Linked DNA regions of Homo sapiens: region 1 is linked to region 2. A link is an interaction called in ENCODE POLR2A ChIA-PET data of the cell type or tissue named here. Cell type or tissue: HepG2. All regions are shown on one strand. Links, peaks and the distances in the headings refer to the core of each region. The heading gives the core; the rest is flanking DNA. Region 1 overlaps CAPN9 (calpain 9). Region 2 holds the start of AGT (angiotensinogen).

Region 1 (5,374 bases), core at 196-5,195, 59 kb after region 2:
AGAAGTCCCACGATCTGCTCTCTGCAAACTGGAGGCCCAAGAAAGCCAGTGGTGTAGTTCTGGTCTGAGTCTGAAAGGAAGGCCTAGCCACCAGGAACACCAATGGTAAAAGTCCCAGTCTGAGGGCAGGAGAGACGGATGTCCCAGCTCAGGCACCCAGGAAGAGAGAGTGAATTCCCCCTTCCTCTGCCTTTTTGTTCTGGTCAGGTCTTCACAGATGAGATGAGGCCCACCTACACTGGGGAGGGCAATCTGTTTTACTCAATCAACTTAAATTTCATGTCACCCAGAAGCACCCTTGCAGACACAACCAGAATAACCTTAAAGCAAATATCTGGGCACCCCATGGCCCAGTCAAGTTGACACATAAAATTAATCACCACGAGTCCCATTCTTGTAGCTGTAGCCCAGGGTGGAACTGATCCTGGGGGACACCCAGACTCCACACAGCACCACCCTGACTTCAAGGGAGCTGTTGGTTAGGAGGAGAGATCCTTGAGGGGCACAAGGGGAAGAGAAAGAAAGAATTGAATGAAAGAGGAGGACAAGAAGCCAAAGGTATCACTCTGCCAGACTCAAGCTCAGCAAAGCCCAGCAGCCTGCCTTGCCCACTCCATGCCTCCCTGGACCAGTCTCAAGCCCAGTACTTAGAAGGTGCAGATGCACCTGGTCTTCTGTAGCCACCCACCTTTTGAGTGACATCCTCTGAATGCGTGGGGAGTAAAGAACACTGAAGGGAGACCCTGCCCTTCCTCCTCACTGGAGCCAAGGTGTGAGACGCCGTTGGACTCTTTGGGATTCTTTAGAATGTTAGCTATTTGTGTTGGCTCCTTTGTCCTCCTTCACCATCCATAGATGACTTGCAGATTGCTCACTCAAGCAGGCATGTGATGTTTCTAGGTTAGATCTTCTACGTATTCCACGTAACAACAGAAACCTCTCATCATCTTGGTTTGCTTGATTTTGCTTCCTCTCCCCCCTACAAGGAACTCACCTGCCCTGAACCTTTCAAATTAAATGAGCCCCTTTAATGGTGAGCCACAAGCCACATCTTGGACTCCGAAGAGTTGATGTTACTTGAATTTTTACACATCCAAAATATAATTTATGCCAAATGCATGAGGATAAAACATTCTGACTGCTACAGTTTCTGGTTAGTTGATAACTAGAAGTCTTTTACTTTCACCCTCTCTCCTCTAAAACCCTTCTCAAATGCATTGGCCCTTGTCCCTGCTCCCAGGCAGAGCCTGAGGGCACACAGGCTCAAGGGTGATTGAGGTGAACAGCAGGAATCCTCACAGACACCTGAAATAAGGAGAATATTGGGTCTAGAAGACGTAAAAGCTGTTTTTGTTTATTGTTGTGTTTAAATCCCCAACATGTGCTTATTTTCTTATCATTCATCTGTGCATGGGATGCTAGGATGAAGAAAGTTCAGTAATAGTTCCATGAGCACCTTTGAGGACTACTCTTTACCATTCACTCTGCTAGATGCTGAAGATGCCTAAGACTTGGCTCCTGCCTCTAGGGAGATCCAAGTCTAGAGAGAAACCCATTTTTAGATTCATATGGACTAATTTCTTGTTAATTGCAATTCTACTTTACTTCCCAGATGTGGCATAAGCATTTTGGTGCTTAATATAATATCATTGGCAATAGTAGCAATTATTCAATAGGAATTAGAAGGTTCCAAGGGCTGGTTAAGAACTGGCGAACTTCTACATACCTTCAGCAGCATTTTAGGCAAGAGACTTTCAACAGAACCAGTTCTGGATGGAGCTGGTCCACCTGGAGCTCATAGATGAATGTGGCCAAACCTCCACCATATTTATCATTTCACACTTCCCTCATGCTTTTCCCTTCTAGGTAAGCTTCCGAGGCCAGAGAATCGAGCTCATCCGAATCCGGAACCCTTGGGGCCAGGTTGAGTGGAACGGGTCGTGGAGCGACAGGTCAGTCACCCTATCCTGCCTCTCTGGCTGGTTCCCGGGGCGTGTGGGGCCAGAGCTGGCTTGTGCAGACATGTGAAGGAGTGGCCTGTCTACTATCCTCCCGGGCTCTGACTCAGGATCCTGTCCCGATTCTGAGGTGCCCCTTCTTCCTCCCCTTTCAGCCCTCAGGCCCACCTTGCATCAAGGTTGATTCTCAAGAAAGACTTTTACAACAGCACTCTAACTTTCACGAATTGTATTTATGTCAATACATAAATGTGTTACCTCCCATGGTGATGTTTATAACCCAGTGATATGGTGAAAAGCTTTATCTGTAGTTGTGAGTAACTCCAGTAAGCAGTGTGCATATGCATAAGTGCGTGTGTGTTTGTGTGTGTGTGTGTATTTGGAGTGTCGGAATCCCTGAAATATTACCTAGCATGTAACTATAGGATTCTCTCTGATGGTCACTGACCATGGCAGAGGCCCAATAGCCCAGCAGAGAAATAGAAGTGAGGCTGAGCATGGTGGCTCATGCCTATAATTCCAACACGTCAGCAAGCCGAGGTGGGAGGATCACTTGAGTATGAGAGATTGAGGCTGCAGGGAGCTATGATTGCACCACTGCATTCCAGCCTGGGCAACAGAGCATGTTGACCCCATCTCTTTTTTTTTTTTTTTTTTAAAGGAAAAAAAATAGAGGACATGGAATTGGAATTTTATCTATTACAGAGCTGTTAACCAGAGTTTTGGCCCCCAGTTATCAAGAAAGGTCTGCCTTTTCTGTGTGTGTCCCCACAGCTCCTCCAGCTCTGGTCCCTTGGGAAGTGGACCAGGTGACTAAGAACCAGGGATGTTTGTGTGGGTGCGTGGCAGGGCCTGCCTGAAGCTGTTGCTCGTCCGCTGCTTGTTGGGCTCCTGAAGCCCTTTCCTGCCACATCCATGGCCCCTGAGCTTCTGGGGAAATCTGAAGCTAGTCTAGAACTTGGTTAAAACTGAGCCAGTGTTTGTCTTCAGTCCAGACACAGCTACCAGGTCGCCAGACATGGTGCAGCCGCTGCTGTATTAGCCAGACCCCAGCGTGAGGGCAGGGCACACAGGCCTGTGCTTTCCAGGCTGTCATTGTCCCCATGGAGGCTCTCGTCCCACCATCCTCTGCTCTGGCCTTGGCTGCCGCCTTCTGAGAACCAAGAAGCATTGGCAGAGATGAGCTGAGATGGGTTGAGGAGGAAAGAGATTGGCCTCCCTCTCCTGGCAGAAATGGAAAGCACAGAGAACTACTGAAACCAAAATTAGTGAGACTGCGTCACGTTGTAAGATGTGCAGTGCCCCTCAACTTTGAGATCGTAGCCTATAAAGGGAAAATGGGCCATTGTCTCCCATTTTCTGGGACTCACAGAGGTAGAAATCAAGAAAGTGACTGAGAGCCAAGGCTGGAATAAAATTTGTCTTCCACTCATGCAGCCTCCATGGGTGATGGGAGGGGCAGGCGCCATCCCGACTCCCTGACTTCGCTGTGCTGCTGGTGACATGTGAGTAGGGTTGAAGGCACCGCATGGCCAGCCTGTCAGGCCAATTATCTGGGTGTGAGCCACTTAGGATAATGGCTCCAAAAGAAAATAATGGCTGCCAGTTCCACTCTTCTGACCCTGGCCCGAGCACCTGGAGACAGGTCCCGGCTGATCCTCCCCTTGGATCACCTGAGCACTCCCCTGAGGTTGAGTTGAGATCACAGGATGAGAGGGAGCTGCCACGTTGGCTGTAGCACCGCAACAGTGGTGACCTACTTTGAACTATTTGGAGGCGGCTGTGGGAGTCACAGAAAATGCAATGAACTTGGAGTCACAAATCCTGAGTTTGGAGAGTGACAGGCAGCCATTCCTACCCCTACTCTTCCCTGAGAGTGTTTCCATGGGCCTACCTGAGCCCTCTTATCTGCAGGACGGGCACACCTAGCTCACAGAACCCCACCTGGCTTGCCAGCGAGGTCACATACAAAAGGTGCCGGGTACAGACAACATCAAGCATGGGCAGGTGTAAGGCATTATCACCTTTCCAAGTGTCAGCTTGTCCATTAAGGAAGGGCCAAGTACTGCTCCAGGTCACATGGCAAGTTGGAGGCCAAGCACGAAAGTCAGCAGACTTGTGGCTTCCAGCCGGGCTCTTCTGCTACCCCACGGGCATGCAATGCCTTGTGACTATCCCAAGATAATCTTCCATGTCGGTGGTTCAGATCATCCTCAGGGGTATTTTATCCATCAGCAACACTTGGAGATGTACTTTCTGACCAGCCCTCTTATTTGGGGGCCAGTGGCTCACCTGCCGCTACATCCCTGGGTGCATTTTTGGGACCCAGTGAGTAGTTACTAAGCAGGTCTTATTTCCTCCATAACCGCACACTGTGGGTTCCACATCAAGGCCATTGTTGCTCTTCATCATGACCTCTGCCTGAACACCAATTTTGTTTACTCCTAGTTCTCCGGAGTGGCGTTCTGTTGGTCCAGCTGAGCAGAAGCGTCTGTGTCACACTGCTCTGGATGATGGGGAATTCTGGTACCGTGCTTGTTCCTGTGTTAACTGCAGATACGAGCAAGTCCCATGGCCCTGGGGCGTAAGGAGCACTGTGCTTCTCTCTCGCTTTCCTTTTTCTTTCTTTCTTTCTTTTTTTTTTTTTTTTTTTGAGACGGAGTTTTGTTCTTATTGCCCAGGCTGGAGTGCAGTGGTGCGATCTCGTCTCACTGCAACCTCTGCCTCCCAGGTTCAAGTGATACTCCTGCCTCAGCCTCCCAAGCAGCTGAGAGTACAGGCATGCGCCACCACGCCCGACTCATTTTGTATCTTTAGTAGAGATGGGGTTTCACCGTGTTGGCCAGGCTAGTCTCGAACCCCTGACCTCAGAGAAACCACCCACCTTGGCCTCCCAAAGTGCTGGAATTACAGGTATGAGCCACCACGCCCAGCCTTCTCTCTCCATTTTTGGCAAATCAAATTCATCTGTCTCAGACTCCTCATATACACCCAGATTAGAGGGAAATTTAATCTCCCTCCTGTCTTGGTGGGGGCTCACCCCAGCTCTCGGTTTGTTGAAGAGTCTTCAGGGGGTTCCTGCAATCCAATAGAGGAAGAGCCTCTGGTCTCTAGCCTGACACACCTCCTTGGCACTCTTTGTCATCCAGGTTTACACAGTGAATTTGAAGACAGGCAGCCCTACTGCTCACAGGATCCATTCCCTCCACACCCATCTTGATGAGAGGTACCTTTGAAGGCAGCTGCCCTGAGAGCATCTAAAGATATCGACCTACGTAGGAAGTAAACATTTCTACTCTGGACTTTCCCTTGGCCTGAATCTCTTTGTTTAATTGAACATTTGTATTGGGCCTTCATCTCTAGAATCTTTTTCAGTCTTATTTCTTCCTGTTTGGGTTCTAGAAGTTGGCCCTTCT
Region 2 (5,374 bases), core at 262-5,261:
TATGAGAAGAGGAGATGAGGACATGGACACACACAGAGGGAAGACCATGTGGGGACACAGAGGGAAGACCATGTGGGGACACAGAGAGAAGACGGCCATCTACAAGCCAAGGATAGAGGACCCAGAGGAAACCAACTCTGCTGATGGCTGGCTCCCAGGCTTCTAGCTTCCAGAACTGTGAGATAACACATTTCTGTTGTTAAACCCTCCCAGTCTGTGGTACTTATGGCAGCCCAAGCAGATTAAGACATGCTCCTGCCTGCAGCTGTAAGTTCTCTTCCTAGAGAAACAAGTGTGTGCCAATCAGTAGGTCTTTGTGGAGGCCTCCTAGACCCCTGAGATGCTCATTCGAGGGCCCTAGGGTGAGGGCTGGGGATGGTTTTGTCATCTCCCTGTGGTCCCAACATGCAGCCGGGATTGAGCACCACAGGCTCAGCCCAAAGTCCAAGTATTTCCCACGTGTCTCAACCCCAAAACCAGCTCTCAACCATCCCTGCATAGCGCTATCCCCTGCAGAGCCCCAAAGGCATGCATACCTAGCATGGCTTGCCCAATGATAGTTGGATTCCTTAGTCTGTGCTGGGACCACGTATAAAAAAAAAAAAAAAAAAATAGAAAATTCTCAGGTGACTCTGATATGTAAGCAGGGTTTAGAACCCCTGCCCTAGACACGGGTCCAGCACCACGTTCTCTCAAAGGCCTTGCAGCTGGGCTTCAGCCTCAGCTGCTACAAATGAAAGCTACCCTGAGACCCCCAGAAGAGGTTCTTGGGCTGGCCCTGCTAATTCATTTCATCTGACTCTTCTTGATTGAAGGGATGAACGTTTATTCTATTGATTCATTCAATTCTAACATTTTGTACCACATCTCACTCATTTCTTGTGGAGGGGGGTGTACTGCAATATCGTCACTTCTTGGCCTTTTCTGTCCCCCCAGGGCTAGGCCAGGCTTCCTTGGAGCTGTAGCGTGTCATCACTGACTCAAGGCCACCTTGATGCCTAGATTTTTCTGCTTCATCTAAGCATACCCAGTCATTCTTCTTACATTGGCAGCTGGCTTCCCTCACCCAGACCCGTAACCAGCACCTGCCCTCAACACGGTGCAGCTGCTGAAGTACCTGGTGTGTTTTGTTCTGCTTCAGTCATTCAAATGCCAAATTCTGACCTCAGCTACCATCTCACCCCACTCCCCATGCATTTGACTCCATCCGCTGTTCTCAGGAAGAGCCACATGACATGGAAAAATGGAACAGAAAACTCTCTCTGCTGCTTGCAGGCCTTTCTGTGCAGAGAAGCCTAAGCCACCAGTTCACACCTAATCTAGACAGTCACATCAAATCAGGTCAACAGGGGAAACCTGTGGGAACCGACTGCTGGGAAGTCCTGCCTGACAAGCGCCAACTGTTCGGGGTTTGGATGGCGCTGGTCGATGCAGCCCGCTCACTGTGCTGCTCCTGCTCAGGCAGCGTCTCCAGAGACGCAATTCCATGGGCCATTTTTGAGGCAGAGACTGTCGTTTGTTCTCAGTTGTGATCTGCGGCTGCTCCCTAGGCTGGTTCCAGGTCTGCACGCAGCCGCGTCCTGGGAGTAATGGTGCTCTGGGGTGGCGGGCCTGACACCCTCGCCCTGAGTGCCCCTCCGCCTTCTCCTCTCCTGCCCCTGCCTCTTGGCCAGCACCTGCCCCTTCTATGTCTCCCTACTTCTCCCGGGCTGAATGCTAAAGGTGAAGATGACGGCTCATGCTCCTGTGGTGCCTGCCATTTGCAGGGCACTGTTCTCATATCAACCCCTCTGACCTCACCATAGTCCTCACCTTCCCTGAGGTTTCCCTGATGCAGTATTTCACCCTGCAGCTTTCCCCACCACACCGGGCACTCTCAACTCTCTCATCCAGCTCCCCTTTTCCCTCCTTATAACCCTCTGTACCATGTAGTTATGCACTTATTCTGTCCAGCGTCTTTGTCTGTTTGCTCTGATGTGAATGTGAGCCCCGGAACAGGGTTCCCGCTGTTGTGTTTACTAATACAGCCCACATTCCTAGGATAGTCCCTGGGACCTACTGCATCCTGGAGAAGTAGTTAATGAATTGGTTCATGCTGTTTTGCAGAGGAACAGAGAGGTCCAGTGACTTGTTCAACGTCACACAGCTGGGAAGAGACAGAACTAGGACTCAGAACCAGGCCCCCTGACTCTGTCATCCACGAGCTGAAGCACCAATCTACGCTGCCCTCGAATAAAATTGGAATCTGCCTTTTAGCTTATCCCAAAGCTTAGAAAGCACTTTCATGTTATATTAGTTCTCTTCAGCTATACCAGAGCCCCTGAGACAGGGAGCCCAGGCATCGTTATTAGTTCCATTTTATAGGTGAGCAAATCGAGGTTCAGGGAGATGGTGACCAGCCTGATGACACACAGTCAGGCAGTCTGTCTCGAGGGAGGGGTAGGGTGACCACTCTGGGGATCCCAGCTGGAGACTGACCGAGCCCGGCCCTTCCCTCCAGCCCCAATTCCTGCACAAGCCCTGCTATTCCTCCTGATGGCAAGAGGACCCGGTGGACTCTTGGCCATGATGACTCTGTTCCTGTACCAGTCTGCTCCGTTCCTGAGGACCCTAACTTTTCTCAGCGGAAGCAGGAAGACCTGACCATCTTGTCCTATTGCTGAGGAGGAGCAGCTCCTCCTGTAAGACCCCAGGTGGGCACCGAGTGGGGGAAAGCCCGCGTCCGGATGACTGGTCTTATGAGAGGGGAGAGGTTTTTCAGTCATCACCGTGCCTCCTCCCGGCCTTTTCCTCCTAGCCCACAGCTCAGTTACATCTGAGAGAGACAAGACCGAGAAGGAGCTGAGGGGGCCCCCGGCTTACCTTCTGCTGTAGTACCCAGAACAACGGCAGCTTCTTCCCCCGGCCGGGTCACGATGCCCTATTTATAGCTGAGGGGTGGGGATGGAGCTGTTCCCAGGCTGCCTGTGCACAGGCTGGAGAGGAGGGTTACATCACTTGGCCAGACCACAGGCTGGCCAGAAGGACAGATGCCAGAAGCGACACTCACGCTGGGACCTCTTCCAGGAAGTCTTAGTGATCGATGCAGAGTTTCACTGCTGAACAGAGTGAGCCGGTGCAGGGTCGAGTTACACATTTACCGAAGTTTGCAGGAGTCGGGGCCAAGGTTCCCAGAAACGGGAGCATCTCCCTAGGTGTGTGACAGCCTGAGGCCAACCACCCAGGCCTTCTGACCCAGCCCCGGGAGATGTACCCCCAAGAGGCCACAGGGACATGCAGGCCGGAGGTGCAGAGGGCAGAGGGCAGGGGAGAGTCTTGCTTAGGCAACACGGGGGCCACTTCTGACCCTGCTGCCCGCTCATGGGATGTGTGACCTTCAGCTGCTCCAAAGAGCCTACCCTGTGCAAAGGCCTCTAATAGACACTGGGGAAAACACACAAGCAAGTGAAAAGTGCCTTCTGGAAGTTTCCAGTGTAGCTGGGGAGACTGTTAAACACCAACAATAGCACAGCCAGATTGAAAGACACAAACAAAATGCCTTCAGGATGCAGGCATTGAAAGATGTGCTGTTCTGTGTTTATGCTGTACAAATTGCAAATGGTAAGTTTCACATGACCAGTAAAAGGGTTATAATTCTTATTTTCCTATAGGTAAGACTTGCTTTTGTAGTCATTATAACAGGGCATGACAGAGACCTTGGTGAGAGTCGCCAGAAGCCAGTGATCACAAGTGACGCAGTGGGTGAGGCAGGTTGGGAGTGGTGATGTGTCCAGCCTTAAATACATGGTATTAGGGCACTGAAGGGACAGGAAGGAAGATCCTGCTTCAACACAAGCAGGTTCAAGGAGCCACGGCATATCCACGATGGCAGACATGAAATTACCCAGGAATGGAACATTTAACAACAAAGAGCAGGAAGAGATGGTGCCTGGATATGAGGCAGAAGCTGTACATTCACTGACTGAACAATCAACAAACACACAAATACCTCTTTTTTACCCATTACTCTAAATCTTCATTTAAAAAAATCATATCTCACATGGGCCTGTAAATTCTGAAATACATTTTTTTAATTACTTTGTTCCTATAGATAGGGACTCCTCAAAAATCACTTGTCTGGGGCCCCACAGCGACTTAGAGGTGGCTTTGTCTGAACAGAACATTCGGGCCAGGTACAGTGCCTCGCATCTGTAATTCAAACACTTTTTGAGGCCAGGAGATGGAGGTTACAGTGAGCTATGATTGCACCACTGCACTCGAGCCTGGGCTACAGAGTAAGACTCTGTCTCTAAATAAATAGACAATTTTAATTTAATTTTTTTAAAATAAGAGACCATTCAAAGTGCTCCTGCCTGCGAATGGGTTAGTTGGAACAGTAGAGACTGGGGTCCTAGGCCTGGCTGTGCCACTAACTAGTTGTTTGAGGATCAGCAAGTGGTTTAACTGCAGTAACAAGTCCACCTGGACACAAGGGGGAGGTAAGGATCTAGCACTGATTAAGCAACAACCTTGTGCCCAGTGTTTAAATATTTCGGCTCTTTAAAGCCTCACAATTTGTTTCATTCACTCACTATTCCTGGTGCTCAGCATATGTCAGGGAACAAAACAAAGATCCTGGTCTTTGGGAGAGTTTCCACTGTGCCTGGGCCTCCTGCCTCGGGCCCTTGGAATGATCACTCCATTCAACAGCAAAGATAATAAACAACTGATCAGGTAACATGCTGGAAAGTGGTGTAAAAGAAAATAAAATTTCAGGACCCTCTAAATTTGGCCTCTAAGCAAGCCAAACTTCTCTTAATAATGACACGTTACTGGGGAGAACATAAGAAAATAATTTTGGTTAGATTGGACCCAATAAAGAATATCTGCTTAAACTTGTTGCAAGATTGGTTAAAAGCCCTTAATCCATGCCCAAGGCTGACTATCAGCTGGGGGATCTTCTACGTAAGGCTTTAAAGCTCATTAAAATCAATCAGAAAATTGCTAGAGAATTTTATTGAGAATGTAAATTATTCCCATAAGGAGCAGCCATTCAAACTGACTGCAGACATTTGACCCAGCTCAGATTCAGGCCAGTTTTCTTCCCAGTAGGCACCTTCTGTGTTCATTCCATCAGTGGAAGTTTCTTATGTGTACATTCCATCAGTGGAAGTTAGGGACAGAGCTTATCTGTGGCTAAATGAAGACTGTTGAATGAAAAGCAGAGGTTCTACATAGAAACCAAATAAGCCATCTGATATGGTTTGGCTGTGTCCCCACCCAAATCTCCAATTGTAGCTCCCATAATTCCCATGTGTCATGGGAGGGACCCAGTGGGAGGTAATTGAATCATGAGGGTGGATCTTTCTGATGCTGTTCTTGTGATAGTGCATAA

Evidence for each region. ChIA-PET counts read pairs that join two places held together with the same protein. Peaks named below come from ENCODE experiments on the same cell type or tissue, not always from the same donor. Only the 100,000 strongest peaks of a DNase experiment are listed, where the experiment ranks them.
Region 1: POLR2A ChIA-PET joins it to region 2 with 19 read pairs; 3 of 35 experiments call an interaction of 5 or more read pairs at or near these places.

The regions. Positions count from the first base shown.
Region 1 is chr1:230,770,148-230,775,521 of GRCh38, forward strand. It overlaps CAPN9 (calpain 9), which reads left to right. Exons shown (of 20, transcript NM_006615.3): 7 at 1,867-1,952; 8 at 4,407-4,484. Among named protein-coding and RNA genes, the nearest start is that of CAPN9-AS1, 22 kb to the right of the region's middle. In HepG2, for the core only: a CTCF peak has its summit at 3,148 (motif pointing left); DNase peaks (open chromatin) are centred at 2,514 and 3,164.
Region 2 is chr1:230,711,224-230,716,597 of GRCh38, forward strand. AGT (angiotensinogen) reads right to left here and starts at 2,899. Exons shown (of 5, transcript NM_001384479.1): 1 at 2,863-2,899. In HepG2, for the core only: a CTCF peak has its summit at 4,482 (motif pointing right); DNase peaks (open chromatin) are centred at 483, 3,098 and 4,488; H3K4me3 peaks cover 3,803 bases; H3K27me3 peaks cover 246 bases.